2 separate regions of the Homo sapiens genome follow, and region 1 is linked to region 2. A link is an interaction called in ENCODE POLR2A ChIA-PET data of the cell type or tissue named here. Cell type or tissue: Panc1. All regions are shown on one strand. Links, peaks and the distances in the headings refer to the core of each region. The heading gives the core; the rest is flanking DNA. Region 1 has its middle 4.8 kb from the start of BRSK2. Region 2 overlaps TOLLIP (toll interacting protein).

Region 1 (2,903 bases), core at 182-2,681, 110 kb after region 2:
AGTGGTGTGACCTAGGTTCACTGCAACCTCCACCTCCCGGGTTCAAGCGATTCTCCTGCCCCAGCCTCCCTCGTAGCTGGGACTGCAGGTGCGTGCCACCGCGCCCGGCTAATTTTTTTTTTTTTTTTTGAGACGGGGCCTCCCTCTGTCGCCCAGGCTGGAGTGCAGTGGCGCTATCTCAGCTCACTGTAAACTCCACCTCCTGGGTTCATGCCATTCTCCTCCCGAGTAGCTGGGACTACAGGTGCCCTCCACCACGCCTGGCTAATTTTTTTTTTTTTTTTTGTATTTTGTTTTTTTAGTAGAGACGGGGTTTCACCGTGTTAGCCAGGTGAAACCCGGCCAGGTCTTGATCTCCTGACCTCGTGATTCGCCCACCTCAGCCTCCCAAAGTGCTGGGATTACAGGCATGAGCCGCCGTGCCAGGCCAATTTTTGTATTTTTAATAAAGTCGGGGTTTCACCATGTTGGCCAGGCTGGTCTTGAACTCCTGACCTCAGGTGATCTGCCTGCCTTGGCCTCCCACAGTGCTGGGATTACAGGCATGAGCCACTGCCCCCAGCCTCAATGACCCACTTGTCCACTGGCCTGCACTTACATCCTCAGGCAGCTGGAGCCGCCTCCTGCAGGAAGCCCTCCCCCTGCCACCCACCCACCCACCCACCCAAAGGCGGGGCTTCCCCTTGGGTTGCCATGGACCTTGTGGCCGGCAGGGCACCCGGTGCACCCAGGTGTGTCTCCCCGCGTGGCCCACAGGCTCTTCTGGGTGGAGCTCAGAAGAGCCTCTGCGCAGCTTTACTGAAGTAAGATTGTACGTATATGATTCGATGAGTTTAGCAAACAAGCCAGCCGTCAGGATGTGCAAGAATTCCTATCGCCCTGGACCCACAGCCACCCCTCTGCCTTCTGTAGCTACAGTTTTGCCTTTTCCATAATATCATAGAAATAGAATCATACAGCACATGGCTTTCTGAGGCCAGATTCTTTCACTTGGCCTAATGTGTTTGAGATTTGCCCACATCTCAGCCACGCTTCCTGGCCCGCTGTGGTCACGGCTGAGTCGCGTTCCCCGTGTGGGTGCACCACAGCCTGTCTGTCCAGTCATCACCCAAGGACAACGGGGTTCTTTCCACTTCTTGGCTGTTACTAATAAAGTGGCTATGAACATTTGCATGCAAGTTGTGTGTGGCCGTAAGTTTTCTTTTTCTTGGGAAAATAGCTGTAAGAGGGATTGTTGGATCGTATGGTAACGGTGTGTCTAATTTTATAAGAAACTGACAGACTGGTTCCCAAAGCATCATTTTGCACTCCCATCTGCAACGTCTGAGAGTTCGAGGTGCTTTGTGTCGTCTAAATTTCCGTCATCATTTTTTTGAGGCAGGGTCTCACTCTGTTGCCCAGGCTGGAGCGTAGTGGCTCTATGGTGGCTCACTGAAGCCTCCATCTCTCCAGTTCAAGCAATTCTCCCACCTCAGCCTCCCAGGGAGCTGGGACTACAAGTGTGGAGTCCTGGTGTGTAGCCATGCCTGGCTATTTTATTTTTATTTTTCATAGAGATAATGTGTTAGGCTGTTCTTGTGTTGCTATAAATACCTGAGACTGGTAGTTTATTTTAAAAAGAGGTTTAATTGGCTTATGGTTCTGCAGGCTGTAAAGGAAGCATGGCATCCGGAAGCTTCCAATAACGGTGGAAGGCAAAGGGGGAGCAGGGGTCTCACACGGCAGAAGTGGGAGCAAGAGAGAGTGGGAGGGGAGGCTCCCACTTAACCAGATCTCACGAATACTCACCATTGCAAGGACAGCACCAAGCCCCGAGGAATCCACCCCATGACCAAAACATCTCCCAGCAGGCCCCATCTCCAACACTGAAGATTCCATTTCAACATATGTCTGGGCGGGGACAAATACCCAAACTATATCAGATGGAGTCTTGCTATGCTGCCCAGGCTGGTCTCAAATTCCTGGGCTCAAGCTATCCTCCCACCTTGGCCTTCCAAAGTGCTGGCAGTACAAGCATGAGCCACTGCACCTGGCAGCTTGTCAATTTCTAAAAAAAAAAAAAAAAAAAAAGAGAAAATTTAAAAAATCAAATTAAAATTAAATCGATTACTTGGGCCTTGTTAAGTCTCACTTAATATACTGAGAGATGTATAATCGTTTTTTGTGTACAGATCTCATGCAAATTCTGATAAATTTACCCCTAGTATTTCGTGGTTTTTAAATTCTCTTTGTAAGTGGTACTGTTTTCATAATTTCAACTTCTAATTGATGGTTAGCACACAAATAGAATTGACCTTTTTTTGGCTTTGTACCCTGTGGCTTTGGTAAACTTACTTATTCGTTTTAGTACCAGTTTGTAGCTTAGAATTTTCTGCAGACAATAATGTTATCTTCTTGTTTTACTTTCTGACATGGAGTTTTGCTCTTGTTGCCCAGGCTGGAGTGCAATGGCATGATCTCGGCTCACTGCAAACTCTGCCTCGTGGGTTCAAGCGATTCTCCTGCCTGAGCCTCCTGAGTAGCTGGGATTACAGGTGCCCATCACCAAACCCAGCTAATTTTTGTATTTTTAGTAGAGACAGGGTTTCACCAGGTTGGCCAGGCTGGTCTCGAACTCCTGACCTCAGGTGATCTGCCCGCCTCAGCCTCCCAAAGTGCTGGGATTACAGACGTGAGCCACCGTGCCCGGCCATTAATGTTATCTTCTAATAAAGATCACCTAAAATTTCCTTTTTGGCTGGGCACGGTGGCTCACGCCTGTAATCCCAGCACTTTGGGAGGCCGAGGCGGGTGGATCATGAGGTCAGGAGATCGAGACCATCCTGGCTAACACGGTGAAACCCCGCCTCTACTAAAAATAAAAAAAAATTAGCCGGGCGTGGTGGCGGGCACCTGTAGTCCCA
Region 2 (2,903 bases), core at 263-2,762:
GGAAGAAAACAACGCATCCCACCGGCCTCCCTGAGGAAGGGGCCACCTCGGGTCTCAGCAAACACCAGTCCCGCAAGACACCCTGGAAAGGCAAACCCCCAAACAGCAACCCCAGGCACAGCCACGGGGAAGGTGGGCAGGGCCCTCTGTGACGCCTCCTTCACTAACTCATCTTCCTTCCATATAAAAATCAAAGTTTGATCTTTCAAATCTCACCCGAGTCTGTTTTATAACTAGCAGGCTGGGGGTGGTGTTTTGATCCCTTCAGAACTCGTGAATTTGCACTGCACACGCTCGTCTTCACTGACCAGTGGGCTCACAGAGTCCTCTGCATCTGGGGACGGACTACACGGAATGTCACGCCCGCTGATCCAAACACTGCACGGTCTGAGCCTCTTCCTTTATCAGGCATTCTAGAAGATGCTTTTGCAGCTTGGCAAGTGTGTCACTAAACTGTGTGCCGGTGGGGAACAATCACCACAGGCACTGAAGACCTCAGCAAAGCTGCAGCCGATGCCCAGAATGACAACCCCACACACACATACAAACTACACCAAGAAAATGCTCACAAAACTCAAACAAGTGGGGCAGCAGGTGCGGTGTACAGTGGACCCTCAGTGCACTGGGGCCACCGTCCAGGGTTCCTGGCATCTCCACCCCACAGCTACGCAGGCCCCTCGCCCCATGTCTGATGCGGGAGGACACACTGAGATGCAATCTATCGAGCAGGAGACGCACGGCGGTTCAGCCACTGCAGCACACACACCCCTGAAGGCACCGTGTGGCCGGACTTAAGACTCGCCTCCCAGCCTGGTGGCCGCTCCCTAAAACCACGAGCAGCCCTGAGCACAGGCAGCGTGCGCGGGGCTCAGCGACCAGTGAGGCACAGAGCACAGGCAGCGTGCGCGGGGCTCGGCGACCAGCGAGGCACAGAGCTCCTCCTGCAGCAGCAGCTGCAGCAGTGCAAGGGTTCACTGCTCACCCGTTCATTCACCTTTAAAAGCACGAACCATCTCCCAGCTAGGATCACTGGAGCGCTAGAGCCCCAATCTTAGGATAGGACTTTTGTTCCTTTCTACACTTGGAGGATCCTAAAGGCAGCAGAAGCCACTTCAATCCTGGCCTGAACCAACACCAGCAACAAGACCTGCAGGGGTGTAAACGGAGCAGACAGGGCTTGCCACCAAGCCTCCTGCACCTGCTGCAAAGGCCAGGACTCCTCAGCAAGGAAGGCCACCGCTTCCCGGCTCCTTCTAGGCCAGGCCGACTCTTCCTCCACACCCACCCCTGCCTCCTCTGCTTCTCGGCTCTCTCAGGGCCAGGCCCACCTTTCCTCCACACCCACACCTGCCTCTTGTCCTGGCCACTGGACACCTCACCTCACTGGGGAAGCATCATCCCCATGCTCATCAGCCTTTCGGCAATGACGGAAAACGAACCGAACCATGGCCAGGTGGGGACGTGGCCACCCTCACCACCCTTTCTTCTTCCTCAAACAAGACAAAGGCTTGGGCGCTGTCTGTCCTGGAGGGACCCCTGGGATCCCCGTGGCTTTTTGGGCGCCCCGGCTGGCAGGCGGGCAGGAACTTGGCCATCACCTGTCCCTGCCCATACAGCTCCCCACAGCATGGCAACAAGAGGAATGGGGCTCGGCCATCGCCTGTCCCTGCCCACACGTCTCCCCACAGCGTGGCAACATGAGGAACGGAGGCACCGTGCTCCCACTCTCTCCAGCCTTTACCAGTCTGATGGGGAAGGGACAGGAGGAGGGGAACTGCTGCAAAATCGATGACGGTGGCTGTGACGCTGCGACGTCACGGCCTGGGGTGTCCCGAGAAACCTGCTCTGCTGACAATGAGGGGATGTGGCGCCGACTGGCCCTCAAGTGAATCCCAACAGCACGGCCCCAACACACTCACTTGGGGAGCAGGCACCCCCGGGGGAAGAGGTGGGTGCTTCCACGGTGTGGGCTGAGGGGCAGTGGCCTGGCTCACTCCCCTCCTTCCTGCAGGGCAGAGGCCATGTGCCTGGCCTGAGCCGGCCCATCCTGGTTACCAAGCACGGATGTGTCCATCAAGCCCTCCGGGAACGGTGAGCGTATGTGTCAAGGCTGCCTGGGGACTTCAGGAGGACAGACCAGGAGCTCTGGGGCCTGGCGGAGAGCAAAGTCCCCAAAATGTGGGCAGAGAGGACGCCATGGGAGCCCGGGGCAGCCCAGAGCCCACCTGTAGCGGCCCTGGGAGGAGTGATGGGCGGCTTTGCTGTGTCCCTGCCATCTGCCGCGCTCAGCCCCACCAGCCACCTGCACGCACGCGGACGGATGTGCAGCACAGGACAGGCCCCACCTCACGTTCTTCACGCCGTGTGAATCTGCTGTCATATCTTGGCAAAATCAAATTCTCTACTGACAAACACAAGGATACCCAGGAAAACCAAAACTTGTCCCTTTTCCATTCAGGAAAAATTGCTCCGAGAAGGCCCTGATCTCAGACCACGCAGCATGGTAAGTCCCGGCCGCCGGTGGGCAGGGGAGCATCAGCCCTGCTCAGGCTGAAGGCATGTGGCCCTGGGCTCCAGACGTCTCGCACCACAGTGGAAAGACATCCAAAGAGCAGGTGGGGACGACCGTCCAGCTCAGAGACTGTTCCGGAACTCCCAAGGCTTGTTGCTGCTTCTCACTCCACAGAGCGTTATCACAAAGAAGAAAACCTACGTGATTCTTTGTTTCAAAGCGACCAAGTTAGCGGGTTAATAAACACAACAGCAGAGAGTTCCATGTGATAGTTTGTCTCGGAAACTTTTAAGCATCCAATTCTCATTTTGAATGGAACCATTTCGTATTTTAAATGGCATGTGCTGCTCAGCTGCAAACTCCCTATTCGCTGGAATTCCACGTGCGAGGG

The links. ChIA-PET counts read pairs that join two places held together with the same protein. Peaks named below come from ENCODE experiments on the same cell type or tissue, not always from the same donor. Only the 100,000 strongest peaks of a DNase experiment are listed, where the experiment ranks them.
Region 1: POLR2A ChIA-PET joins it to region 2 with 11 read pairs; 9 of 35 experiments call an interaction of 5 or more read pairs at or near these places.

What each region holds. Positions count from the first base shown.
Region 1 is chr11:1,383,712-1,386,614 of GRCh38, forward strand. No RefSeq gene overlaps it. Among named protein-coding and RNA genes, the nearest start is that of BRSK2, 4.8 kb to the right of the region's middle. RefSeq lists a silencer at 432-605. In Panc1, for the core only: no CTCF peak of the experiment used is centred there; no DNase peak of the experiment used is centred there; H3K4me3 peaks cover 27 bases; H3K27ac peaks cover 701 bases.
Region 2 is chr11:1,277,324-1,280,226 of GRCh38, forward strand. All of the region lies in intron 5 of TOLLIP (toll interacting protein), which reads right to left. Among named protein-coding and RNA genes, the nearest start is that of MIR6744, 22 kb to the left of the region's middle. In Panc1, for the core only: no CTCF peak of the experiment used is centred there; no DNase peak of the experiment used is centred there.